2 separate regions of the Homo sapiens genome follow, and region 2 is linked to region 1. The links are chromatin loops, found by intact Hi-C in ENCODE. Cell type or tissue: heart left ventricle. All regions are shown on one strand. Each heading gives the region's core, and the rest is flanking DNA. Links, peaks and the distances in the headings are about the cores only.

Region 1 (11,440 bases), core at 271-4,270:
AGGACTTGCAGTGTCATTCAGCAGCTCTTCAAGACCAGTCTCAAATTTAAAATGGGGAGAAACAAAAACTTAGTACTTTCTTTCATCAGAGATGAGGGTATACTGATTCATTTAAAAGAAATAATTTTGAAGTTCAATTTATGTTGAATTCTGGTGCTTGAAGACCAAAAGATAAATCCAAACCTGTCAAATGACAGGCACTTCTGGGCAAAGTTTCAAGGGACAACAATCCACATTTCTGATTCCACTTCCTCTCTTCTCAGTCCCAGTTTGCAATCTGGCTCCTTCTCCAACAGTACCACTAAAACTGCTCTCACCAACATTAAAAAACAACCTCCTAAACACCAGATCTAATCACGCCCATTTAAAAAAGACTTGGTTCAAGTGTTGCCATGTAGGTGATGTTTTCTTTAATACCCTATTCAGGGTACAACTAAGAAAAAGACAACTAATTAGTAAAACCATGTATTATAAATTTCTGTCACCTCAATGGGCAGAAGTTCCTTGGGAGTAGGCATCACTTTTCACCTTTGAAAGTACAATGCTTGACATATGGTCAGTATCTGTGAAATAAATAAATCGAGGGTTTGCTAAGTTGCCTAGGAAAACCCAATTATCATACTTTTTCTTTGAAATATTTATAATAAGAACAAATTGAAACAACACAGGAAAAACTTGGAATGTTTCCAGGGACAGTTTTCTTTATAGAATCAAGAAATCTGCCTCAATTTCAAAAAGGAAATTCCAACATTTGGACACTATTATTTTGCTGATTTGTCTATAGCCCTTGAATAAGGGTTACAGACAAAGGCTCAAAGGCTCAAATTTTAGGAACTTCTCTCTGAACATCAAACTTCTTAAATAAAAATAGTAGTAAATGGGTACCCATCACCTGAATATCAATAAGATAGAAAGATCCTTTGCCTGCTGGCTATTTTATGTTTATTATATCTGAAACATTTCAAGGAAGAGGTCTCATAACTATACTCCCAAAATGTCAGAATAATCCAGAGTGGCTCACAGTTGCACTACCAACAAAACTGCCTCTGAGAACCCGGAGCGGTGACTAAATGATGACCTATCTGGAACACCTAAAGCTATGGTTTCTCCAGCCATGGGAACTTCCCTTCCAGTCTCCTTCATCTTCAGGTTTGGCTGTTCGTCCTTTCTCCTCTGGGGTTTCTCAGTGCCACTCCTTACACCCTCATCCAGTCTCCTCCTCTGGTTTCTTCTACTCACTCTGCCAGGCATCAGAAACTCAATTAGCCGAATGATGCAGTTAGCAAAGGAGAACGGGGAGGGAAAGAGAGAAGGGATTGGAATAAGAAGAAAAGGAGGTAGAGAAACTCACTGCCTACTAATTCCCAGCCACTACCCTACCCTTCCCCCTTATCACTCCTGACGACTTTCAGTCTTCCACACAGCTCACCCAGCCCCCAGTTTCCTCATTCTTCCTTAGTCATCTCATCCTTCCCACAAACCCTGGGGCCCCAGGCCTTGTAGATTTGCTCCTCTGAGATCCCAGGTGCTTAACCCCACCCTGGCTACCGCCTCAGCCCCAGCTTGCATCACAGGGACACACGTGCATGCACGCGCACACACACACACACATACACAGTCAGAGATAATTCACCTCCCTTGGGCTGGGGTAGGGAGAGGAGTGGAGGGGAAGACAGGGCAGTAATGGTTAATATAACCTGCGGACTAAACTGAGGACTTCACCACCATTTCAAAGCTGTTTCTTTGGGAAATACACTCTGAGTTCCAAATTACCATGAACTTTTAGAACACAATCCTTTTAGGAATTGGGGACTGCCTACAACTACTTTCTGATAAATTGTAAACATGTTGTTATAAATTTGTAAATGTAGGCTAGGCATGGTGGCTGACGCCTATAATTCCAGCACTTTGGGAGGCTAAGGCAGGAGGATGTCTTGAGACCAGGAGTTCGAGACTAGCCTGGGCAACAAGGTGAAACCCCATCTCTACAAAAAATACAAAAATTAGATGGGTGTGGTGGCACATGCCTGTGGTACCAGCTACCTGGGAGGCTGAGATGGGAGGATCACTTAACCCCAGGAGGTCAAGGCTACAGTGAGCAGTGATGGTGCCACTGTACTCCAGCCTGGGCAACACAGCATGACTCTGTCTCAAAAAAAAAAAAAGTAAATGGTAAGCAATGGATTTATGAAACATCTATATTCTAAAGAATAAGACCATATGGGCTACACCCAAGCTTGTCAAAAGTCTGTTTACTAACCAGAATTTGGTTGGTCACATGTGTAGACTCTGTAAAATACATGATTCAGTGAATTAGAGCCCTGACCCAGACTTTCTTCCCTGAAGGTTGAGAAACTAAGACACCCTTGTGATGACCCCAGCAGAAAAATCTTAAACAGAGTTCATTTTCACTTTTTCTTATCATTTTAGAACCCCAGTCAGTGTACTGGATTTTGAATTAAGTATTCTAAGGCACAGGTCTGTATTTTCAACAGCGAGATTACCAAACAGGACCCTTTGAGCTCACCTGAAATGTATGCCTCACTGTTCATTTATTTGATCTCAGGGTGTCAAGGTGTCCTCCTCAGGAAGACTTGAATTTCTTTTCTCCTCTATTCAATGTTGTTTACAAGAGGAACAACCTCCCAGGCAATACTGTGATTCTGACCCTATGACTCAGGGCTTTTGATTCCTCTGGCACATTTTAGTAGTCTCAAGCCTGTTGCAGGCTCCCTGCTGCAGGCCTAAACAAAAGTCTCCTTGGAAAGCGAAATTCAAAAGCAAAGCTCACCCAGCTTTTACCAGGCTGCCCTACTTGACAGCCTATAACCTGTCCAAAGCCGCCCTGGTTTCCTGTGGCCTCCAGAAAGAACTCTCCTTATGCCACTGGCTGGCTGCGTCCATTAACCCCTTCTCACCAGCTTCCACCCAGTCGAGTAGCAGGCCCTAACAAACTAAGCAGCATAACAGATAAAAAACAAGCTCCAGGATTGGCAGAGATAATGGTAAGCCCTTAGGGTTTAAGCCTGATGGCCAACAGAAAACACACCCCAATGGCCAAACCTCCAATTTCAAGAAAAAATTGTACTCATTCACAAATAAAGTGATTAAAAAAAAAATTTATCTTAGGCAAGGATAGTAGTACATTGTGAAGAAGCCAACCAAACTTATTACACACAAAAAAATATGCAAAAGCATGTTTAAAAAAAAAAAGGATAGTACCAATAAAATGGTTCTGCAGAGAAGAGCAATCCTGAAAACAGACAATTTGAAATATTTATGCCAAGAACCGGTAGTGGTGGCTCATGCCTGTAATCCCAGCACTTTGGGAGGCTGAGATGGGAGGATCACTTGAGCACAGGAATTTGAGACCAGCCTAGGCAATACAGGGAGACCCTATCTCTACAAAAAATAAAAAATAAAAATCAGCTGGGTGTGGTGGTATGCCCCTGTGGTCCCAGCTACTTGGGAGGCTGAAGGTGGGTGGGGATCACTTGAGCCCAGGAGTTACAGGCTGCGGTAAGCCTTGACTATACAACTGTACTCCACCCTGGGAGACAGAGAGGGGACCCTGTCTCCAAAGAAAAAAAAAAAAAAAAAGAAAAAGAAGTACTTATGCCAAGGAAGGAGCTTTTTGCCTAGGTACTAATATTCAGGAAGCAGAAATATGAAAACAGAATGCAGCTGGCTGTGAGAAAAATTAGACAAGGGAGGAAAGTAGCCATTTTTAGGCAAAAGGAGGAAGGGCAGGAAAGACTGACTACGAGTAAAGAGAAATGCTATGAGAATACCTGACAGTTAAAGGAACTTAAAATAATTTACTTTACTTGGTACGCTGACTTGCTCGACAATTTTATTTATTCAATTCACCCAACAATGCTTTTTTTTTTTTTTGGAGCCCCCAAGATATGCTTTGGCTGTGCCCCCACCCAAATTTCACCTTGAATTGTAGTCCCCATAATCCCTACATGTCGTGGGAGGGACCCGGTGGGAGGTAATTTAATCACGGGGGCGGTTTTCCCCCAAGCTGCTGTTCTAGAGATAGTGAGTGGGTTCTCACAAGATCTGATGGTTCTATAATGGGCTTTTCAATCTTTCGGTCTGCACTTCTCCTTGCTGCCCCCATGTAAAGAAGGATGTGTTTGCTTCCTCTTCCGCCATGATTGTAAGTTTCCTGAGGCCTCCCCAGCCATGCTGAACTGTGAGTCAATTAAACATCTTTCCTTTATAAATTACCCAGTCTTGAGTATGTTTTTATTAGTAGCGTGAGAACGGACTAATACACCCCACTATGTGCCAAGTATTTTCTAGAAAAGTCACATTTCAAGACTTGAATTTCAAAGACCTGAAGTTAGTGGACTAAGAACAATCTAAAGATTTCCAAAAGGGTCCATGTGCTTTTTTGTTAAACACAAACAAACATTAGAAATACAATGGAAAAGCTACCTATGCGACTATGGAGAGAAGGAAGCCGCTGCAGTGGTTGCTCTCTTGGCCTATTTTCATTCATTCTCTCTTAGACCCAATCAACATCTACTGATTCTACTAGGCCTCTTGCTTGGCTTTATCCAGGGCAAAGAGATGACTAGAACTCTTCATGGAGCTTAAAACCAAATACAGAACATCAGACATGCCAATAAATAGTTATACATTAAGACAGCCTGAGATGAAAGGATATCACAGCATAACTGGGTGGTCAGAATAGGAAGTAAACACTTCTGACTAGGTAATTGTAGAAGCTTAATGAAGCCAAAGACTGAGGGGGTGGATTATTGAGGATGGGCACGATTTTAATAAGAGAGATGGAGTAGGTATTCCACAGGTAGGAAGTGCACACACAAAAGTGAGAAATAGGCCCAGTGTAGTGACTCATGCCTGTAATCCCAACCCTTTGGGAGGCAAAGGCAGGAGCAGTGCTTGAGCCCAGGAGTTCAAGACCAGCCTGGGCATGATGGCAAAACCCTGTCTCTACAAAAAATACAAAAATTATCTAGGCATGGTGGCATGCACCTATAGTCCCAGCTACTCAAGGAGGCTGAGATGGGAGGACTCCTTGAGCCTGGGGAGTCGAGGCTGCAGTAAGCCATGATCATACCACTGCACTCCAGCCTGGGTGACAGAGTAAGACCTCATCTCAAAAAAAAAATTTTTTTTTAATTAAATTATTTTAAAAGTGAGAAATAAAGAGTAGTTACGTGTTTCCTGCATTTTTCCTATATCCACTTGAGGTCAGCAATTAGCCATCAACAGGTAAAATGACCAATCTTCAAAGAGTGGTGAACTTCTAAAAATGTGGAGGTTCCACCTGATAAGCGCACCACACGTAAATGCCTACATATTTCAGTAACTTCAGACTTCTTATACCTAGCAAATAAATGTCATTGAATTGGCCAATTTCCTGCCCCAGGTTTCCTGATATGACTTCTGAGCTGGTGTCTGGAGGCCCAGGACCTCTCTGTTCCACGCCTTCCTTGCAGCAGCACCTACATTGCCACTGGTTCAAATTCTTTGAATCGGTTACTAAAATAAATTAACTACTTCAAGCTTGTATTGCAAATACCCATTCCAACTGTATGCTAAAAGGAGGCTGCACTTGAGAATAATTACACATTTTCTAAACTATTCCTTCAACCACGTGTTTTTTTTCCCCCTGCATTCCTAACTCACCAGGCTGTTGAAGGTTAATTGCAATGATGCATGCAAAAGTGTCTGTCTGGCACCTGTTACCTGGAATGCTGATGTCTGGGTCCAAGCTGCAGCTGGCCATCTGGAGCTTCATACGGCTCTTCTACCTCATACACATTTGCATCAGCGTCCTCCATGCTGCTGGAATTCTGCCATTCCAACTCTTGAGTTTTCCGTATAGCCATAATAAATGGCAAGTTCTCGTACTCTGGTATTTCCTCATAATGGCGTATATTTTCATACTCCGGTGCACAGAGGCTTGTAACAGACTTGTAAGGTGCCTGAGATGATGACTCCCGGGAGAGCATTTGGTCATCCAAAGACTCAGCTCTCAGACCATTAGCTGCACTGGTCTGGCCCCGAGACTTCTTCCTCTTCTTTTGAGATTCCAGGCTATAGTTTTCTGTGGAATATGCCTTGATGGGTTTACTTCTCTTCTCCTCTCCTACCAACAAGCCTTGCCAATCACTTTCAATCCCCTTCTGCTCCCCACTGGAGAGGTGGCCTGTGGTGGTGTCTCCGAGTTGGCTACTCTTGGACCAAAATTTTTGAAAGTCACTCTTCATGAAACAGATGGACAGTTTCATGCTGAGCAACTTTTTAAAAGAGTTTTTCTTTGTAGAGTCTTTGCAAGGCTTAGTGCACTTTTCCACATCCATAGCAGATAACGATTTTGCTCTGGGCTTGGTTAGGGCTGTTGAAGGCTCACTGTTTGACGATACGGTGACAGACTTTAAGAATTCTGGGTTCCCTGAAAAGGGTAAAATAGGATGAGGTAACTTCCACACTGGCTTTTCTGAAGCCCGTTTAGGCATATCAAAGGAGGATGACACACCACGGTTTTGGGCACACAAATGCTGAAGGTGATTTCTTTCTAGACTCTTCTCTGAACTTTTTTCTTCACTTGAAGGATAAGAACTTTTTTCCAAAAGCTCCTCGGAGGCAGCCTTTTTAAGCACTCCTGTAGCAGGCAAGCTATGTCTTTGAGGTTTTTTGGGGACAATTCGTAGAGAATTTTCCTCTTTTATAACAGATTCCTTTTGCATTTGAGGGGCAGAAACTCCCAGGTTTCTCCCAGATTGCAAATGTTCATTGCAAGTTAATTTGAGCTGCTTAGGCAGGCTCATAGATACAGTACATCTTATAAAACCGGTCCCTTCGTCCACAGCAAGCGACATACTAGAACCATCTACAGTTGTGCTGTCAGAACTCAAATTAGAGTCTTTATCAAAAGAAGGTGCCATTTTTTCAAAGGAAGTTGTTTCATTACACATGGCTTTCTGTGAATTGACTAAGTCCTGTGCATCACTGTTGGATTCCATATTCAATTCACTTTTATTTCCTAGCTTCATTTTATCCACCTGTTCCTGCTTACACAAAACATTCTGATGCAGAACACTGATTTTATTGATTTTCAAACTATTTTCAGTAAGACAGGAAGAGCTACTGTCTGAATTCCCCGGTTCTTCAGTGCTTTCACTAGGAGTATCTACACACTTTTGGCGTAACAGACGAGCAGTTCGTGTCTTTCTGGGCTTGGGAGTTGGAAATTTTGGGGTATATGGTACTAAATGAATTTCTAAGGGACCAAGGTCTTTGACTTCTGATTTCTTACTAACTCCATCTGAAGATATTAAAGTACTCCTTTTCCCATTTTCCAGAGCCTCTAGTTCAGATGACTGAAAGCAATTATTGCTTTTTTCACTGTCATCCTGGCAAGTTTCAAAATGTTCACATTCATCACTAGGAAGCTGTAAGTGGCAACTGTGATGATCAGGAACTTTTTCAAAGCTGGATGGGGAAGGTGACAAATCCGCAAATTCAATTCTGAATTGTCCATTTGAATTACAGCCACCATTCATTTCTGGGCTGTCTGTGGGCCTGTGCTTCTGTGCAGAAATAAAAGGTGGCATTTGGTGTATTAAGGCATCTTTGAGCTCCTCTTCTAAAACGCTTGCCTTTAAAACAACCCCACCCTGGTTCTTGGCTTTTTCACCATACAAATCACATTTACTCCTAGTTTTTATAGTCAAAGTCTCATCAATTTTACTGTTTTCTAAATTTTCATTCATTTCCAGGGGCTCTAAAACAAGCTGCTTTACACACAAATTCTCTCTATGGCCCAGCTTATGGATACACTCAGAACTGCAGGAACACATTGGTGAAATATAATCATTGCTCTGATTGCCTTCATATTTACAATTAAAGTTGTCAGTGCTTTCAGCTAATTCCTGTTTATGCCCTTCCAGGTTCAACATGATTTTCCTTGATGGCGACTGCCCAATCTCTCGAACAGGTGAGGTCTTCAGGACTTTTGGTTTTGGGGCTATTGCTGGTTTCATTTTCTTTGTCGACTGTGGAACACTAGAAATCACAATGTCGGGTTTAGGTGCAATAGGAGGTGGGGCTGGCTTATTATTTGCCACAACAAACTTGGGCTTGGGGGCCACTGGTGGCTTCTTTATCTCTAGAAAGGAAAAAATAATAATTTGATGTCAAAACAACCAAAGCACAAAATGATACATGATTAAATCTGATAGCATTTTTTATTTTTAACAATATGACCTTGCCTTTTACTGAGTATGTTACATTATATAGTATCAATATTACTCCTGAAAATTCCTTAAATTGTCTTTCAATTCCATACATAGCTTTGGGTCTATTGTACATTTTTAAATAAATCCAATACAGTTTGTTTCTCCAGCTTTGGAACTGTTACCATATCTTTTTTTCTTTTTCTTCTTTTTTTTTTTTTGTGAGACGGAGTCTTGCCCTGTCGCCCAGGCTGGAGTGCAGTGACATGATCTCGGCTCACTGCAACCTCTGCTTCCAGGGTTCAAGTATTTCTCCTGCCTCAGCCTCCTGAGTAGCTGGGATTACAAGTGCGCACCACCACATCCGGCTAAGTTTTGTATTTTTAGTAGAGATGGGGTTTCACCATGTTGATCAGGCTGGTCTCAAACTCCTGACCTCGTGATCCACCCACCTCAGCCTCCCAAAGTGCTGGGATTATAGGCGTGAGCCACCGCGCCCAGCCCATCATATCTTTCATTGACAAAAAATGAGATAATTGACTTCAGTTTGGGACCCACATAGTTGTTCTTCAATTCATTTGCCAAGTGCTGAAAGTTGAATTTGCCTAAGTTAAATGTAGGATGCAGCTCTTTAAACTTCAGATCAATGATCAATGATCTGTCTACCTCGATAGATAGAACCCCAAAACAATATTAAAAAAGGAAGACAGAAATCAGAAATTTTCTAAATTTAAAAACTGAAAATTAATTCTTTGGTATTATTTAAGGCTCATAATAAACCTGGTATTTCTTTCTCCAAGAGTTATTGGTTGGGAATTTTCATTATATTCCTTCACGGAGCTCTATTTTTTAAAAAGTCACATGTCTAGGTCCTACCCTAGAGTGAACTAGTTAGTTTCTGGGGATAGATCCTGGACATCTGTACATCTTTTAAGTTCCACAGGTTATGTTGTTTATCCCTCATTAACATCCACTGTTCTACTACATTTAAAAGATAACTACAATTTCTAGTGTAGCAATTCTTCCTAAACATTATATATAAGGTATTTAACTAACACCTATTATACAATGCTGCATCGGTACAGATCTGCTCCTATACTATAGGAACCTAATAAAAGCTTTACACAACAGACCTATAAAGCGAAAAGATAAATAAAGCCTGTATATCTGTAAGTTCCTTTATGTTCTTCCACCTACACTGTCATATTATTGACCACATTTCCCCAAGGAGACATGTCATAAAAAATATTTTATCTTTTACATTTATATTTGTTCGTTTGACAGGATCTAACACTTAATAAAAACTTAATTTACTGAAAAAACTTTTCAAAATATCTGCTGCAAAGGACTGCTGGACGTTGTTTAATTACTTGAATAGACAGGGGCTCTGATATTTCATTTGGTGATGACTTACTTTTGAACAAAGGAAATTAGTCACGACACTTGGGAAGCTATTACACGGAACTGAGTTTTTTTAAAAAAAAGAGGAGTAGGGTGCTCTACTTCCTTTTACCAACCAAGGAAGAATTCCCTAAATCTCTACTTCTATGTGTGCAATAAAGATTATATGATGTATATGATGATACATGTCCTCTCACTCAATTTCTAGGTATAATGTCATCATCAATAAAAAATTATTTTCAAAATAATGCAAATTCCTATACTACATAATTTCAGTTAGCTGTTCAATCATCATAGTTAATTTTGTCTGAGTTTTTTTTAGGCAGAAAATAACTGAAAAACCCTTCAAATCCTAGTGAGAAACCTAGTTGTAAATGTCTATTAAATCAAACCCTCCATTTAGTAAGTCAAGTCTTAAGAGAAAGTATGAATGCCTTAGGCCTCTTCCCAACGGCCCATCTTACTCAGTACGACTGTCAAGTTGATTTTATTTCTGTAACCATTATCAAAACATCCTACCTCTGGGATTTTTCAAAGAATTTTTTAAAAATTAGTTTTGGCAGCCTGGCATAGTGGCTCATGCCTGTAATCCCAGCACCTTGGGAGGGCAAGGTGGGAGGATTGCTTGAGCTCAGGAATTGGAGACCAGCCTGGGCAACACAGTAAGACTCCGTCTCCATGAAAACAAAAAAAATAGTTTCGTAAAATGAAGAGTTCTTGAGATTGGATGTACCATGTGAATGTACTTAACACTTCTGAACTATACACTTAAAAATGAGTAAGACGGTAAATTTATCTTATGTGCTATTTTACCACAGTTGGAAGAAAACTTCATCTCTCATCAAATTAATCTTTTACTTTCCGTATCTTAGAACCTTGTCAGAAGCTTTAGGGTCATTTAAATATCATTTTTAAAAAATCCCTGGTACCAATTTTACTCTTTTTAAAAAATGCGTTTTGTACACAAATCTGCTTCCAAGAGATATAAATTCCTGTTCTAGTGTCACAGAAATTCAATTAACTACGTATGTGCTGGAGTTGATTCCCAATAAATATAGCAAAGTCCTATTACGTACATAAAACCCTCAACGCATACTCACTGAATTCAATTAATAACTGTGAACTTGGGCTTGCCATTGTTAGTTAACTGTGTATTGAAGGAAGTCACAGACATAACTCAGGGAGCTGGCTAACCTAATTGTGGGCCTTGTACAGACCTGGCTGCCTCACTTTCCTTCCTTATAAATGGGGGAGTTGAACAGGCCTCTAAAGCCCATAGGAATCTGAGATGATAACTTCTGAGACACTCATTTCAGAAGAACCTCATGTACTGTGGCCTCTGTCTCCTGCGTTGATGTTTTTTCAGTTCACCTTTGTCTGTGTTCAGCATAAGACACAAGCTCCAGAAGGGCAGGCACTTTGTCTCATTCACTGATGTATCCCAGTGCTAACAACAGGGCCTGGGAATAATCACAGCTGCCACATACACATACTCTTTAATATGTCTCCATAACAGAAAATTTCTTCTTTAAAAATAATCACATTCAAAAATGTACATCCATTTTAATGTAGAATAATATTTTGAAAAGTTAGCAGGAATCAATTTCAATACGATTATTGAAAAATTCCTTAATTATTAATAGGAACAAGTGTTCAACTAAGTCACTGGTAGAGCAATATCCAAAATCCTTCATTATTTTTTTTTCATGGCTCTATTTTGGAAGAAACACAACTCAAAAAATAATAAGCCATTATATTATGGTCTACTCCAATGTGAAATAAGTGCATGACATTTGGCAATAAATCTAGCACCTTTGGAT
Region 2 (17,392 bases), core at 6,252-10,251, 71 kb before region 1:
CCAGAAGGTTCCTGCCCAGAAAGCCACAGGCCAGAAGGCAGCACCTCCTCCAAAAGCTCAGAAGGGTCAAAAAGCTCCAGCCCAGAAAGCCCCTGCTCCAAAGGCATCTGGCAAGAAAGCATATGAGGCAACTATAAAAACAATAAAGGTTCTTTAAAAAAAACAAACAAAAAACAAAGGCCAGCCATGGTGGCTCACGCCTGTAATCCCAGTACCGTGGGAGGCTGAGGCAGGTGGATCACTTGAGGTCAGGAGTTTGAGAACAGCCTGGCCAATATGGTGAAACCCTATCTCTACTAAAAATACAAAAAAATTAGCTGGGCATGGTGGTGCATGCCTGTAATCCCAGCTACTCAGGAGGCTGAGGCAAGAGAACTGCTTGAACCCGGGAGGTGGAGGTTGTAGTGAGCCGAGATCACACCACTGCACTCCAGCCTGGGCGACAGAGTGAGACTCAGTCTCAAAAAAAAAAAAAAAGAAAAAGAAAAAGAAAAAACAGAACAATAAAAATTAGCCAGACGTGGTAGTGGGCACCCATAACCCCAACTACTTGAGAGGCTTTGGTGGGAGAATTGCTTGAACCCAGGAGTCGGAAGTTGCAGTGAGCTGAGATCATACCACTGCACTCCAGCTGGGGTGACAGGGTGAGACTTGGTCTCAAAAAAATAAAAAATAAAAAAACAGGAATTGCAACAGAACAAGAACTGAGCAAATTACAACATGAATTCTGAATTCTGAGTTGCATTATCTTCCTAATTTAACATGGTTGGAACTACCTTATATCAGACACCTTTGGGCTCGTCAGAAACTAGATAACTAGATTCCTTGTCTGGAGTGCAGGACAGCCCTACTTTTTTTTTTTTTTAAATCAAGTTCTGCCTTAGAGAAAGTGTTAAAATAACTTTGATACATACAATTAACCCTAGGTTTTAAAATAAATACTTGCTAAACAGAAGTTTTCCGTAAGGGTTTTTAAAAAAGAGTCATCTATTAGCGGCTGGGCGTGGTGGCTCACGCCTGTAATCCCAGCAGTTAGGGAGGCCGAGGCAAGTGGATCACGAGGTCAGGAGTTCCAGACCAGCCTGGCCAATATGGTGAAACCCCGTCTCTACTAAAAATACAAAAATTAGCTGGGCATGGTGGCACGTGCCTGTAGTCCCAGCTACTCGGGCGGTTGAGGCAGAAGAATCACTTGAACCCAGGAGGTGGAGGTTGTAGTGAGCCAAGATCGTGCCACTGCACTCCAGCCTGGGCAACAGAGTTAGACTCCATCTCAAAAGAAAAAAAGTCATCTATTAATTTAATTGTGATCTTTTTTATATGCGCTTGTTAGCCTGTACATAGCTCAAATTTATAGCTTCAGAACACTATAACAGATGTTTTAAATATCTCATTTTCTACCAACATGAGAAATCCTAGATTTCTAAAACCTAGAGGCAGTTAATATCATCCTAAAGGCAAAGACAACGAGAAAAAGTAATATAATATGTTGTTAAAGTAGCCTTTTATATAACATAAATATTTTGAACAAGATCAAAGAAACCACCTGATCCACATTTAATCAAAGGACTATTTTTTTCTAACTACATAAGTGGAAAAGACTTATCAGAGGAATTTTAAAATTCCTGTATCTTATATTTTCTCTATCAGGATCCTTACTGATTTAACTTGTTTCAACACTAATGTAATAACCTTCCACAAATGAAAGGCTTTTTTCTGAAAAACAAATTATACAACATATAGCACAGGTAGATGGAAAAAAACTAAAAGGATATGTGATAGCCATCTCTGGATGGTAGAAGATGAAAAAAGACTTAGTTTTTTCATAATCCTTAAATATTTTTGTATGCACAAAAGATCCCTTCAAAGACAAAAAGTGGCCCTTACAAAAATAACACATCACCAGAATATACTTTCTCAAACTGAGTGAGTATCTTTTGTGACTGCTACTTGCACTGAAGTCTGCCTCTGACTTTATTTTTTTGAGATGGGGGTCCTGCTGTGTCGCCCAGGGTGAAGTACAACAGGCACGATCATGGCTGATTGCAGCCTTGAACTCTTGGGCTCAAGTGATCATCCTGCCTCAGCTTCCTCAGTAGCTGGGATGACCGGTGTGTGCCACCACACCCAGCTAATTTTTAAATTTTTCTTTTGTAGAGACAGGGTCTCACTATGTTGACTAGGCAGGTTTCAAACTCCTGGGCTCAAGCGATCCTCCCAACTCAGTGCTGGGATTACAGGCACGAGCCACCATGCCCAGCCCTGCCTCTGACTTCAAGGGGTTTACAATCTAGTGGAGAAGATAAGGCACAGATCCATGGTATAATTAAACAACTAAAAGATTTAGTCACAAGACAAAGGGCAAGATCAATACAATTTTTAGGAATTGAGAAGGAGAAGGCTCAGTGGGGGCCTAAGTGATTGGGCATGACCTCAAAGAGGAAGACTGTAAGCCCCATCAGGGCAGGGGCCACCACTGGGTTGTCTGCCAGTGTATATGGGTGTCCAGCTCAGGGCCAACTTATATAAATATTTGTTGGTGGAGTAATTAATGGAGGAGAGAATCTGGTTTTGAAGGACAGCTTTCAGGAGACAGCAAGAAACCTACTATAGCTAGACTAAAGGAAAAGAAGGTTCAGGTAATTCTGGGTTATAAACTGGTCTTTATACTATGAATAAGTGGGTTTTCAACTTTTCTAATAAACAGAATGAAAGTGTGTCCTTGGAAGAGAAATTAGGCAGTAACTGTGCTAGGCTACATGGAGGGGTGATAAGAGGTAGCATGACCACCAGCAAGATATTGCTATAAAATGGCGTGAGTTTAGAAGGGCCTGGCCTGGAGCCTAACAGAGAAATAGAAGGAGCAGAAACTAGAGGTGGAGGAAAATTTGCTGGCAGATCCTACAGGGAGGAAAGAGAAAAGGGAAGGATTTCAGTCCTTTCCATAATTTTGTGACTGGATGACTGAAAGAATGCTTTTAAACATTTATTAATCCATCCGTCCATGCATCTATGCATCCATGCATCCATGCATGCATGCATGCATCCATCCATCCATCCATCCATCCATCCATCCATCCATCCATCCATCCATCCAACATTCATTGCTGCTACCGCATGGGGATTCTCAATCTTATAAAAAAGAGCAACTCTCCCTTTCCCTAATTACACCTGTCAGTTGACTGAGTCTCTGATGTGTTCCAGGATCTATGCCTGACACTGGGATAGGATAATAAAGATGGTCTCTACCCGGAAGAGATGAGAAAGAAGAAGATAAGTAAAAGTTAAGGCTGCTCTGATAACTACAAGTTAAGAAAACAGATAAGTCTGTTTTCTTCCCATTCTTCCCAACTTCAAACAGGATCCAGCCTGATAAACTGGCCTTGAGTAAAATTTACAAGTTTTGTTTGTTTGTTTTTTCTGAGACAGAGTCTTGCTCTGTCACCCAGGCTGGAGTGCAGTGGTACGATCTCAGCTCACTGCAACGTCCACCTCCCAGGTTCAAGTGATTCTCCTGCCTTAGCCTCCTGAGTAGCTGGGATTATAGGCGCATGCTACCACGCCCAGCTAATTTTTGTTTTTTTTTGTAGAGACAGGGTTTCACCATGTCGGCCAGGCTGGTCTCGAACTTCTGAGCTCAAGCAATCTGCCCACCTCAGCTTCCCAAAGTGTTGGGATTACAGGCGTGAGCCATCATGCCCAGCCAAAATTTATAAATATTTAGGCTTAAATTATATAAATCACTGATTTTGTTATACAACTATATGCATTCTTTTAGATCCGGTTTGAACTGATCTTAAAAAAATACTAACAAGAATGTAGGTGTAAGTGTTTTACTACCATGCAGGAAGAGATTGCCCAAATAGAATACCCTATAGAAACCCAAAGTAAGTCCAGAAAAGAAAACACTGGAAGACAATACCATGGTTATTTGAACAGCAGTGACAGACTGCTCTATCTGGGGATTTCCGCTGATCTTTTCTAAAAGGATTCCAGAAGAAACCATCTTATCTTATCATCTATGCATATCTCAGTGGGAGGCACAAACCTACTTACATTGAATCAGGCAGGACTCCTTCCCCTTCTCAGCCTGAAACTTAAAACAGCAAAGTTGCCAGGAGTTGCCTCAAATGAATGAAGTACCACTCCTGCCTGCTCTTGTATATTTTGTGCATTTGGAATCAATCCAAACTCCAAAATGGAAATAAAAGTACTTAACCTCACAAAGTTGTTGGAGGATTAAATCATTTGAGCTTTATTATCCAAAGTAATTAACATGTTTGAAAGATGCAAATTTAAGACTTAAAATCCAACTTTAAAAAATCTCAGACTGGGCCCAGTGGCTCAGGCCTGTGATGCCAGCACTTTGGGAGGCCAAGGCAGGAGGATCACTTGACCCCAGGAGTTCGAGACCAGCCTGGGCAACATGGGGAAACCCTGTTTTTACATAAAATTTAAAAAAAAAAATCTCAGTGCCTAGACAGCAGTACTTTCACAGCAACAGTAGATATGTCTTGCAAAGTAAAGAGTAATCAGAACATCACAAAAATGAGTACTGGAAAATCAGAATTTTAAATAAAAATAAAAAGCATCAGTTAACAGGATGGATCACTTAAATACAAAAATAAAAATAAAAAAGCAAATCTTTAGTATTGACCTGCAAGGTTATAGGAATGTCCTTAGGATTATAGGAACATAGGTGCTTCAATTAAAGCTGTGTAGCCTTGGGAGGACATTTCACCTTTGTGCTTGTGCCTTTCTTTTTAGGAGAAGATATCATCTCTAATATAAATGTTGTCTCAATGTCATTCTTTGGACAAAAAACATTTTGGCTAAAGAGTTTTTTTTTTTTTTTTTTTTTGAGAGGGAGGTTGCTCTTCCTGGCTAGGCTAGAGTGCAATGGTGCGATCTCAGCTCACCACAACCTCTGCCTCTCGGGTTCAAACAATTCTGCCTCAGCCTCCTGAGTAGCTGGGATTATGGGCATGTGCCACCATGCCTGGCTGATTTTTGTATTTTTAGTAGAGATGGGGTTTCTCCATGTTGGTCAGGCTGGTCTCGAACTCCTGACCTCAGGTGATCTGCCCGCCTCAGCCTCCCAAAGTGTTGGGATTACAGGCGTGAGACACCACACCTGGTGAGATGTTTTAAACCTAGCTTAAAACCAATCTAAATTACTTCCTGAACAGCTTCAACATATCCAAAACTGACCCAGATATTTTGGAGGCCACTAAATTATAGATATAAGACACACTCCCTGAACTCAAGGTTGGAGAACTGAAGCAATCAGAGATGGCTACAAAGAGAATGGACTTCTGACCTGACTTCAGGTCAGGCTTAGGGGAAGGAAAGAATTTTAAGCAATGGAAGAAAAGGCATAGGATGAAGAATACAAAGTCTACTACGTTCTTTAATTTTAGTCCTGATTTCGTGGCCTTGAATAAGCCATTCATCACTTTTCCCCCTTCCCAAATCCACCAGTATCGAGGGCCTATTATATATAAGGTATTGTGCAACAATTAACGAATGGAAAAGCCGAGGTGGGCAGATCATCTGAGGTCAGAAGTTTGAGACCAGGCTGGCCAACACAGCAAAACCATATCCCTACTAAAAATACAAAAATTAGCCAGGTATGGTGGCAGGTGCCTGTAATCCCAGCTACTTGGGAGGCTGAGGAGGGAGGATAACTTGAACCTGGTAGGCGGAGGTTGCAGTGAGCTGAGATTGTGCCACTGCACTACAGCCTGGGTAACAGGCAAGATTTCATCTCATAAATAAATAAATAAATAACAGAAAAGATTTCCCAATCTAAGATTAAGTAAGAGGTAGCTCAAACTAAAAATAACTCCAAGCTCACATGATGTTGGTATTATAAAACAAAATTCTTCTTCTTTTGTTTAAGAGACGGAATTCTCACTGTCACCCGGGCTGAAGTGCAGTAGCATGACCATGGCTCACTGTAGCCTCAAATTCCCGGGCTCAAGCAATCCTCCCGGCTCAGCCTCCTGAGTTGCTGGGTTATAGGCATAAGCCACTACACCTAGTTAAAATCTATTTTAGTAAAGAGAGTTTTTTAAAACCTGCTTTTGTCATTTCACACTTTCTCAATAAAAAACAAACTAAGCATGAAACCTAAATTTAACATATGTAGACTTTTTACTACTTAGAACAGTCGTAGTGTGTAAAATAAAATAAATAATATGGCCGGGCACCGTGGCTCATGCTTGTAATCCCAGCACTTTGGGAGGCCAAGGCAGGCGGATCACAAGGTCAAGAGATCAAGACCATCCTGGCCAACATGTTGAAACCCCGTCTCTACTAAAAATACAAAAAATTAGCTGGGCGTGGTGGCATACGCCTGTAGTCCCAGCTACTCGGGAGGCTGAGGCAGGAGAATCTCTTGAATCCAGGAGGCGGAGTTTGCAGTGAGCTGAGATTGCACCACTGCACTCCAGCCTGGCAACTGAGCAAGATTCCGTCTCAAATAAATAAATAAATAAATAAACAAATAAATAAATAAATAATATGTAAAAATTAATCTTTGCACTAAATTTTCAGATTCTTGTTCCATTCCCCTCCCATTTGAAACTACAGCTGTCTTTTGCCACTAAAAACAGTACTTCATTTGACAGCTATGGAAAGAGCCTATGCCATTCAATAGCTGGTTTATGAGAAGCACTGAGTTTATCTAGCAAAAACACAACATGTGTATCAGTACTTCCCTTTGTCCTGTGTATTCTAAATCTCTGCCAAAAGCAGAAGTAAGAAAGTACAGAGGGACAGGATATCCTTAAATTATTCAGTTGGCTTTATGTCATTCCAGACAGAAACCTAGTGCCTGATTCATCCTTAGAAATTTAAATTAAGGGCCAGTTGTGGTGGCTCACGCCTATAATCTCAGCACTTTGGGAGGCCAAGGTCGGCAGATCACTTGAGGTCAGGAGTTTGAGACCAACCTGGCCAACATGGTGAAACCCCGCCTCTACTAAAAATACAAAAATTAGCCGGGCATGGTGGTGCACACCTGTAATCCCAGCTACACAGGAGGCTGAGGCAGGAGAATCGCTTGAACCTGGGAGATGGAGGCTGCAGTGAGCCAAGATGGCGCCACTGCACTCCAGCCTGTCCTGGGGCTAAAAGGTAGGTCTTCCTCGTGAGCAGTCTGTCACTAGGCAAGCTTTGAAGTGCTGAAGCCTTTTCCCTAAAGAGAAATGAGGAAATCCTGGTTTTTCAGGATTCACCTATTATCTCCAATATAGCTCTTGGCTTAAGAGAGTGAAGTTAAGAAGAAAAGCATGGACACCATTTCTTAAGGAGAGTAACAGAAACCCAGTACCTCCAAATTTACTTATAGAACACATTGACTTTACGGTTGTGGCCACATTTTGACGTTCTTGTCCATTTTGATACAATTTTAATGCGTATTATATATGCATATTAAGTCACTGTACATCCAATACAGTTCAGCAAATATTCCAGAGACCCTAGTAGTAGGTGTTGGGTAACTATGTTTGGTACTGAGACTACACTAGCCTTTTTGTGATGCCAAACCACTTAATTTCAATAAGCCTGTTATCTCATCTGTGAAGATAAAACTGATATTTGCAAGGCTATGGTGAGGATTTAAAGAGCCAGTGAATATAAAGGCCTGATTACAGCAAGTTCCTTCACTCAAACACAGTGTTTTTGCTTTTTTCTTTCCTTCTTTTTTCCTTACTAAACAGACATAGCTCTATAATCTTGAAGCTTACAGTCTAGTAGAAGATAGACTATTATCATAAGGAAATAACTATCAGGATAAGAATACTACTATTACTAATAATAGTAAAAGCTAATACTTATGTAGAACTTGTTATAATTAAAGCATTATTCCTGTTTTTTTTAGACAGGGGTCTATGTTTCCCAGGATAGTCTCAAACTCCTGGGCTCAAAGATCCTCCCGCCTCAGCCTCTCCAGTAGCTGGGACTACAGGCGTGTCCACTGCACCCAGCTACGGTACTATTCTAAGCACTGTCCACATTTAGCTCATTAATCAAACCTTATAACAACCTTCTGAGGCAAGTAACTAGGGCTATGATAATGCTATATAAATATGTGGGAGTGACCCTCTAAACTCCACTCTCGAGTAGTTGGGGAACGTACCTTCTTGGAATTAATAATATTAGCCAGGTGAAATGATGCACGGGTATGGGCTTGGGATGGTCAAAGATGTTCTGAATTAAAAAGCAGCTACATGTATGAATGCCCTGAGGTGAAAATGCACACATGGATGGATGATCAAAGAACCGAAAGCCGTTCAGTTCAGGCAACGTATATGTAAAGTATATAAGCAATCTACAAATCCACGTATTAGGCAACGTGGTGACGGGGGTGATATACAAAGAGAGGCACCCGAGTTTCATAAAGGCAAGAAGAGTTGGCTGATGGATAAACCAACTGGGTGGTTGGCAAAATGCTGGAGAAGCCCACCTGTCAGCAACAGCCTGTACTGGGGGATCCTCTGAACCGGCTTGAGCAGGTAGTGCTTGAGGGCCAGATTAGCACAGCGAGGGCTCATCTGAAAGGAGAAGGCATCTAAATTAACACAGTGTTTTCTAAGAAGCAAGGGACCCAGATTCAAGTGCTCAGGAAGCCAAACTTTAAACATCAAGCAACTCTGGAAGGAGATTCGTAGAGAGGCTCCCTTTTATTTTAAGGTACAGCTGTTAGATACACTGAGAGTGAACCCCAGCCAGACTGACCACCAACCTCCACCCTTTCCTGTAGGCAGTCCCTGAAACCATTTGCTCCTAGGAAAAACTTGTTAACAACCCTCTCAAAGAGCGTGGTAGCCACAGTCTGTGTCCTAGGCTAGTTAGAGCCCACCCTACTCAGCAGCTCCCACTTGTATTGATAAATACAAACAAATCCCAATGGACCAAGAAGGAAATGCATGGCCCCTAAAATAAGGCAGTGGAAATACAACTGCCAGGAATTGGATTCAAATGATAATCAGAGCCTTGTGGTCAATATAGTCAAAATAATGGTGGTGGCAGGGAGAACTGTAGAAAGTAAAGATAACCTGAAAAGCGGCCTTGCTAAGTATCCCTTCTTTAAGAAGTCTGAAGAATGTAAAAGTCTTTTGCAGATGAATGGCCTTATAAAAAGATAGCCCCCAAATCACAGCATTTATAGGAACATTTGATTATGGAACCACATTTTGGCTTGACTACAAAGACATTTGGTTATCCCTTGAAACCTCTCTTCCTTAGTATGTACAACAGACATCTATCTCGGCCCATTCCTGAGCCTCACCCTCATTCTCCAACCTAAGAGTTTACTGTGAGGTGGCATCAAAAAGGCCAAGTGAAAATGTCCCTGCATCCTAAGAACTACAAAAAAGAGTCACGCTTCTAACATAGCGCAAGTTGGTTGATAAGTTTTGTTAGATTTGCTCAGACTTTTATCATTTTCTAAATATGTACCACCACTATCTGGTACACAGAGTGATTATGAAATTATAATGATAATGCATGTTAAGAAAGTATCTTTCATCCAAGCATCATTAACCCAGATTACTAATTCTCCTGGCCTTATGGCTCCCCGTTTTCTTTTGCTAACAAGGTAACACAACTCACTGGACTCTTACCAAAACCTGGGTCAATCATCAGTTGCCACAATTACATTGCACTTTGTTTTTTGATAGCACAAAGACAACAGAGGAGAGGAAAAGAAGAAAAAATTACAGATGACTTTAAAATTTAATTATTTGTCTATTGCACAAATCAGAAATCAGCAATACCATACTATTTTAAAAACTTTTCATTTTGGTTGGGTGAGGTGGCTCACTCTTGTAATCCCAGCACTTTGAGAGGCCAAGGTGGGTGGATCATGAGATCAGGAGTTCGAGACCAGCCTGGCCAACACAGTGAAACCCTGTCTCTACTAAAAATACAAAAATCAGCTGGGCATGGTGGCACATGCCTGAAATCCCAGCTACTCGGGAGGCTGAGGCAGGAAAATCACGTGAACCTCGGAGGCAGAGGTTGCAGTGAGCCGAGATCACACCACTGCACTCCAGCCTGGGCGACAGAGCTAGACTCCATCTCAAAAAACAAAACAAAAACAAAAACAAACAAACAAAAAAAACCCTTTTCACTTCTAGTTTTGTGTGACTGGAATTCACCGATCTTTTAAGCTTCAAAACAGAGAAGTACTAAAATACAGTACGCAAATTTTACTCCAAACTGATGGAGGGGACTTGTGATTTTATCTCTAATTAAATCAGGGTTCCACCCTCACAGCTCTGAGTTAAAAGTCAAAGCTTTGGCTGACACATGCTCTGAACAGGTTATTACTTTTTCTTAACTTTGGCACCAAAACCATGTTATTTATTTATCTAAAGGGAAATATAAATTCTATTTCCCATCCATCATTGTAAGTTAATTGTTAGGATAAAAGAAGAAGTTAAATTAAAAGTTAAGACATGTTCCTTAATCAAGTTCATTGAGTCAGAAAGCAGAATGGTGGTTGCCAAGGGCTGGGAGGGAAGAGAGAATAGAGTTAATGTTTAATGCCTATAGAGCTTCAGTTTTGCAAGTTGAAAAGAGTTCTGGGGATCTGGTTGCACAAGAATGTCAACGTACTTAACATTACTGAACTATAAACTTGAAAACTGTTAAAATGCTAAGTTTGTGTTGTATGTATTTTACCACAGTTTAAAAAGTCCCATCAAAATATTCTTTCCAGCTAGGCACAGTGGCTCACGCCTGTAATCCCAGCACTTTGGGAGGCCGAGCAGGGTGGATCACCTGAGGTCAGGAATTCGAGACCAGCCTGGCCAATGTGGTGAAACCCCATCTCCACTAAAAATACAAAAAATTAGCCAGGTGTGGTGGCACGTGCTTGTAATCCCAACTACTCGGGAAGCTGAGGCAGGAGAATCACTTGAACCTGGGAGGCGGAGGTTGCAGTGAGCCAATCTACGTGCGAATGTACTCCAGCCTGGGCAACAGAGCAAGACTCTGTCTCAAAAAAAAAATTCTTTCCAAGTCAAAATATTCCCATGTGCAATAACAGATTTTCAAAATTAAGTCATGTACATTCTTGAGTTCTCACCATTTAAATTGTTCAATTCCATCTTTGATTTTGAAGGGATTACTTTTTAACTTTTTCTTTGTTTGCAAGCTTTGTTTTCAATGACTGCAACTTGTTATTAAAGCTTCAACAACAAAAAGAAAGAGAAGTGTTCAACATTAGATAGTAGCAAATACCTCAAATTCTCTAACAACAGCAGCAAAACCTGGATTTTTCTTGCACTGTTCATCCAGCAAGGCTATATTCTTATCAAATTCTTTGATGTATGTGGAATACATTTTTAGATATGGTCCCTTCTTTACAAAGATATCAGCAATTCTTTGTTGTTCAGTCCTATGGATAGAGAAGAGATACACAAAAAAATATAAAGAGAGATTGATGAACATATGCAATGATACGCAGAGTCCACATCTAAGCCGCCAACTTATCTTTTTTTCTCTTCTTGTAAGACATACCTCAAAATGCCTACTTTTCACCATTTCCACTGCCACCATCCCATCTTGCCTGGACTCTAACTGGTCTCCCTGCTTCCATTCTTGCCCTCTCCAAACCATTCTTCAACACAAGGAGAGACTCTTAAAAAATGTTTACCATGGCTGGGTGCAGTGGCTCATACCTGTAATCCCAGCACTTTGGGAGCCGAGGTGGGCAGATCACCAGAGGTTAGGAGCTCAAGACCAGCCTGACCAACATGGAGAAACCCAGTCTCTACCAAAAATACAAAATTAGTCGGGCATGGTGGTGCATGCCTGTAATCCCAAGACAGGAGAATTGTTTGAACCCGGGAGGGGGAGGTTGCAGTGAGCCGAGATTGTGCCACTGCACTCCAGTCTGGGCAACAGAGCAAGATTCTGTCTCAAAAATAAATAAATAAATAAATAAATAAATAAATAAATAAATAACTCACTCACTCCTTGGATGGGCACGATGGCTCACGCCTGTAATCCCAGCATTTTGGGAGGCCGAGACGGGCAGATTACTTCTGATCAGGAGTTTGAGACCAGCCTGGCCAACATGGTAAAACCCTGCCTCTACTAAAAATACAAATATTAGCTGGGCATGGTGGCAGGCGCCTGTAATCCTAGGTACTTGGGAGGCTGAGGCAGGAGAATCGCTTGAACCCGGTAGGTAGAGGTTGCAGCGAGCCGAGATTGTGCCCACTGCACTCCAGCCTAGGCGACAGAGTGAGACAATGTCTCAAAAGAAAAAGAAAAAAAAAAAAAAACTTCTTACCTGGCATACAAAGGCCTGCCCTTTCTGACCCCTGTCACACTTCTCTTCCTCTTCCCCATTTCTCTCCCACCACACTGGCCTTCTTTATCTTCTTTGGAGACATGGAATTCATTTCCACTATGCAGACTTCCACTAATGGTTCTACATGCCTGGAAATATAGAACCCTGGCTGGCTGCTCCTTTCCTTTCAGATATCACTGTAAATATGCCACCTTCACAGAGGGCTTTCCCTGACCACTCAAGCTTCATTTGCTACCACAGCGTCCTATTTCAGGTCTCTGCAACTCAGAAACTGCTTCTGGTAGTTTTCTTGTCTATTTATCTGGTCCTTCCCCTACTAAATGTCTGCTCCATGAAAGCAGGATGTCTGTTTTGTGCACTGTGATATCCTCTGCATACTTAAGAGCACAGACTAGCACATAGTAGATATGCAAACCTTCTTGAATGTGAAAATAAAATATTTCATCAATTGTTGTTAAAAGCCAATGGAAAAATGTTATTTCAGAAAGTCAACTAACACCAAAGAATATGTATTGACTTGAACCCTAAGAGAAAAATATTTTAATAAATAGAAAATTAGGCTAGGTGCAGTGGCTCATGCCTGTAATCCTAGCACTTTGGGAGGCTGAGGCGAGAGGATCACTTGAGCCCAGGAGCACAAGACCAGCCAAGGAAACACAGGGCAACCTGTCTCTACAAAAAATTAAAAAAATTAGCCAGGCGTGGTGGGGCACACCTGCAGTCCCAGCTACTTGGGTGGGTGAGGTGGAAGGATCACTTAAGCCTAGGGAAGTCAAGGCTGCAGTGAGCCATGGTCACACCACTGAACTCTGGCCTGGGCAAGAGGTGAAAATCTGTCTCAAAAAAAAAAAATCGGAAGCAAATAAGCCCCAATTTTTTTTTTTTAACTTAAGAAAAAAAAAAAGATTTGTTTTTTAGTAGAGACAAGGTTTCACCATGTTGGCCAGGCTGGTCTCAAACTCCTGACCTCAGCTTATCTGCCTGTCTCGGCCTCCCAAAATACTGGGATTAAAGGTGTGAGCCACAGCGCCCAGCCAGTTATATTTTATTTCTATCATGACTTTTTTTTTTTTTTTAAAGGAGTCTCGCTCTGTCACCCAGAATGGAGTGCAGTGGCACAATCTCGGCTCACTGCAGCCTCCGCCTCCCAGTTCAGCCTCCCGAGTAGTTGGGATTACAGGCATCTGCCATCATGTCTGGCTAATTTTTGTAAGTTTACTAGAGACGAGGTTTTGCCATGTTGGCTAGGCTGGTCTCGAGCTCCTGACCTCAAGTGACCCACCCGCCGCAGCCTCCCAAAGTGCTGGGATTACAGGCATGAGCCACCGTGCTCGGCCTATCACGACCTTTAAAGACTACATTTTAGTCATTTCTCAGTCCTAAATTGTGTATTATTTTATACTTAGGCTACGGCTATGTATTAATTGCTTATCTGCCATATTTACCCAACATATAGAGGCAAGATATTTCCAAAACAAGCAGAGGTATTTTTCTGGTTTATATATAAAGAAAGCTTAGAGAAATTTTGAACATGAAAGTAGGTGATACTATTTTCTTATTCTAATCATGTTGTGTTCCCCATGGTTTTCAACAGTAAATTCAATCCTCCTACACCCATCTTTCTACATTATTTCCACAGAAGTCACCAAGCCTCTGCATACTTATTTTCTTCAGCCTAGTGGAAGTAGCTTCCAATACCAACCTTTTGGTATTCTTTTCCTATTCTTAAATCTACAGCTTCTACAAGCATGTCATACATATATAAATTTGCCTTTCTTTGGGAGGCCAAGGCGGATCACCTGAGGTCAGGAGTTAGAGACCAGCCTGACCAATATGATGAAACCCCGCCTCTACTAAAAATACAAAAATTAGCCAGGCATGGTGGCATGCGCCTGTAATCCCAGCTACGCAGGAGGCTGAGACAGAAGAATCACTTGAACCTGGGAGGCAGAGGTTGCAGTGAGCTGCGATCGTGCCATTGCACTCCAGCCTGGGCAACAAGAGTGAAACTCCATCTCAAAAGAAAAAAAAAATTGCTTTTCCAAAACAACCATCCTATTATTTCAGTGAACGGCCTCTTTTTCAAAACTGGAAAGGGAGTTTCATGACCTGCAGCTCCAGAAGGTAAATAAAACATTTAGAAACTATTCTAATGTGAATATAGCATATAGCATCTATCTACACTGAATCTCAAAAATCTTGATTGCCCAAGTTCACCTATAGAAATTTAAATCGGCTGCATCTTGCTTCTGAGGCAGGATTACGAAAGATTTGTTTAAAATAATAGTATTGAGCTTGGTGTGCCAAGGTTGTGAATTTTGGGCCATTGAAAATAATCAATCTGGTCAGGCATGGTGGCTCACACCTGTAATCCCAGCACTTTAGGCAGAGGCAGGCAGATCACCTGAGGTCAGGAGTTCGAGACCAGCCTGGCCAACACGGTGAAACCTCATCTCTACTAAAAATACAAAAAATTAGAAAGGCGTGGTGGCACACGCCTATAATCCCAGCTACTCGGGAGGCTGAGGCAGAAGAAACGCTGGAACCCGGGAGGCAGAGGTTGCAGTGAGCCGAGATTGTGCCACTGCACACCAGCCTGGGCGACAGAATGAGAATCTATCTCAAAAACAAAAAACAAACAAAACAAAATCAATCTATGGATAACTGCAAAGACAATATATTCAAACAACTCAATGTAATGAAAATATATCTCTGTCACATGTGGGGCCCTTATGGCTTCATCTAAAATTGGAAACACTAGGAAAATCTGAAAACGGTCCATTTTTACCAGTGCAACATTCTTTCCTCCAGTTCCTTCAAGAGATCCCGGTTGAGCTCATACAGCTGAGGCAAGTAGTATAGGATCTGATTTAGAATCCGGTCCTCAATCACTGGTTTCCCAAGTTGCCTGGAAGCATGAGCTACTGCATCCCGGAAATCCTATTACAGTCCAGAGCAGGAAAAACAATACACACACATGTAACTTGATAACAAGCTTTTATCCTCAGTCCCCCTCCTCCCTAAAATGATACAGATTGCACAGCTGTATTTCTCATGCAGAATTACAAATCTAAAGTACCCCCTTCCTCCTACCCCACTCACCTAGATAGGAAATTAAAAATAAAAAATAGTGAGACGATTATTTGATTTTCAAACATACTATATGATATTTATCTTAAACCTTTTAGTTTGATCTCTAAACTTAGCAATTATACTAAGCGAGTGTCTGGAAATTGTAATGCAATTCTAAATAGTCTTTAGAATTATTCCAATACCATCAATATAAACACAATCCATTTATTTTAAAAGTTCCCAGGAGATCTTAGCTAATTTTATTCTGGATTTAAGAGTCCCACTGTCCACTTTCAGTCATCATTTCCCAACAACTGGAGCATCCTAGGTGAGGCATGTGGAGAGAGGCACGTGTTGTGGGTCTCCCTCTGTCATCCAGGATGGAGCGCAGTGGCCCAATCTCAGCTCATGGCAACTTCCCGAGTAGCTGGGACTACAGGCGCGTGCCACCATGCCAGGCTCACTTTTGTATTTTTTTTTTTTTTTTTGAGATGGAGTCTCGCACTGTCACCCACGCTAGAGTACAGTGGCGCGATCTTGGCTCACTGCAACCTCCGCCTCCCGGGTTCAAGCTATTCTCCTGCCTCAGCCTCCCGAGTAGCTGGGATTACAGGTGCCCACCACCACACCCAGCTGATTTTTTGTATGTTTTTAGTAGAGACGGCGTTTCACCATGTTGGCCAGGCTGGTCTCGAATTCCTGACCTTCTGATTCGCCCGCCTCAGCCTCCCAAAGTGCTGGGATTACAAGTGTGACCCACTGCACCCAGCCCATTTTTCTATTTTTTGTAGAGACAAGGTTTCACCTTGTTGCCCAGGCTGGTCTTGAACTCCTGAGCTCAAGAAATCCTCCCACTAGGGCCTCCCAAAGTGCTGTGATTATAGGCATGAGCCACCGTGCCTGGCAGGCACATGCTTGATAATCAGAATCCTGGATCCAAGCCTTTGCTCCTTATTTACTGTGTTTCCTTGGGCCAGCCTGATTTCCCTCATCTGCTAAATGAGTATAATACTAGTTATGAGACTTTAATTAGATATTGCACATAAAACTTTTTTTGCAATGCAGTTGGCACACAGAATGAAACATTTTAACTCTGGACCTGAAATTCTCCCCTCCCTCTTGTCAACCTCTCAATAAATTCACCAGGGTTTACACTTTTCACAAATAAGAATCTTTCTCTTCACCTATTATTTTTCATTTACTGTTCTCTAGACTATCTGTACCATGTTTTAATATAGGTCAATATCACCGCACCCTATTACTCCAGAGCACTTGGAAAGGGTGGGGTAGGAGATAAGTATTTGCCTAGATTTCATTGTCCCCTAAGGGTGGGCCTCAAGATATAAGTAAAACAGAGTGAAATCTGTTCCACAGTCCTGAGGATTCAAAAACAAAGATTTTTTCCTTTTTAGAAACAGCAGTTTTAATTAAAATCTGAAAGCAAAGTTTGGGTAAATGACTAATAGGCCTTATCTTCCCTTACCTTTATTTCCAACTGCTTTCCCTTCAGGGATTTACCGGGCAAATGAAATCAACCAAAAAAGTATACTGTTCCTTCCAATGATCCTTTCAACACCTGCCCCTAACATACATATATTAACCATGAGGTTTGTTTTTTTTTGTTTTTTTTTTTTTTAACTCTGGACAACCAAAAACCTCATAGATAACTTAAAGTATATGAAAGGATTCTTTTTCTAAAGGATGGCTATTTTGAAGAAGTCCAGTCCTCTTATGCTTAATCAATGCTAAAAAACCTTTCACTTAGGACTCAGTACCTGGGACTAAGTTTATTGATCCCACAGTCACATTAGCCCAAAGGAGCCAACTACTCACACCAGTAACTAAAGGACTAACTTGTATACCTAATTAGTATCATATAAAATAAGAGCATTTAATTCTCATAGTATTATAAGCTCTAATCCAGAAAACCACTCAGAACATCTCCAGAAACCAAATGGATATCAGCCATATTTCACCTCCCAACAGCTT

Evidence for each region. Peaks named below come from ENCODE experiments on the same cell type or tissue, not always from the same donor. Only the 100,000 strongest peaks of a DNase experiment are listed, where the experiment ranks them.
Region 2: it touches region 1 in a loop (2.0-fold over the local background); 26 of 110 quality-filtered maps call a loop at or near these places.

Annotation. Positions count from the first base shown.
Region 1 is chr12:95,203,116-95,214,555 of GRCh38, forward strand. It overlaps FGD6 (FYVE, RhoGEF and PH domain containing 6), which reads right to left. Exons shown (of 21, transcript NM_018351.4): 2 at 5,728-8,152. Among named protein-coding and RNA genes, the nearest start is that of FGD6, 8.6 kb to the right of the region's middle. RefSeq lists a silencer at 5,538-5,832 and an enhancer at 10,855-10,934. In heart left ventricle, for the core only: no CTCF peak of the experiment used is centred there; no DNase peak of the experiment used is centred there; H3K27ac peaks cover 2,484 bases.
Region 2 is chr12:95,126,269-95,143,660 of GRCh38, forward strand. FGD6 (FYVE, RhoGEF and PH domain containing 6) reads right to left here. Exons shown (of 21, transcript NM_018351.4): 6 at 15,120-15,271; 7 at 11,254-11,410; 8 at 8,471-8,558. It also overlaps the pseudogene RPL14P4. Among named protein-coding and RNA genes, the nearest start is that of NR2C1, 61 kb to the left of the region's middle. RefSeq lists a silencer at 6,632-6,832. In heart left ventricle, for the core only: no CTCF peak of the experiment used is centred there; no DNase peak of the experiment used is centred there.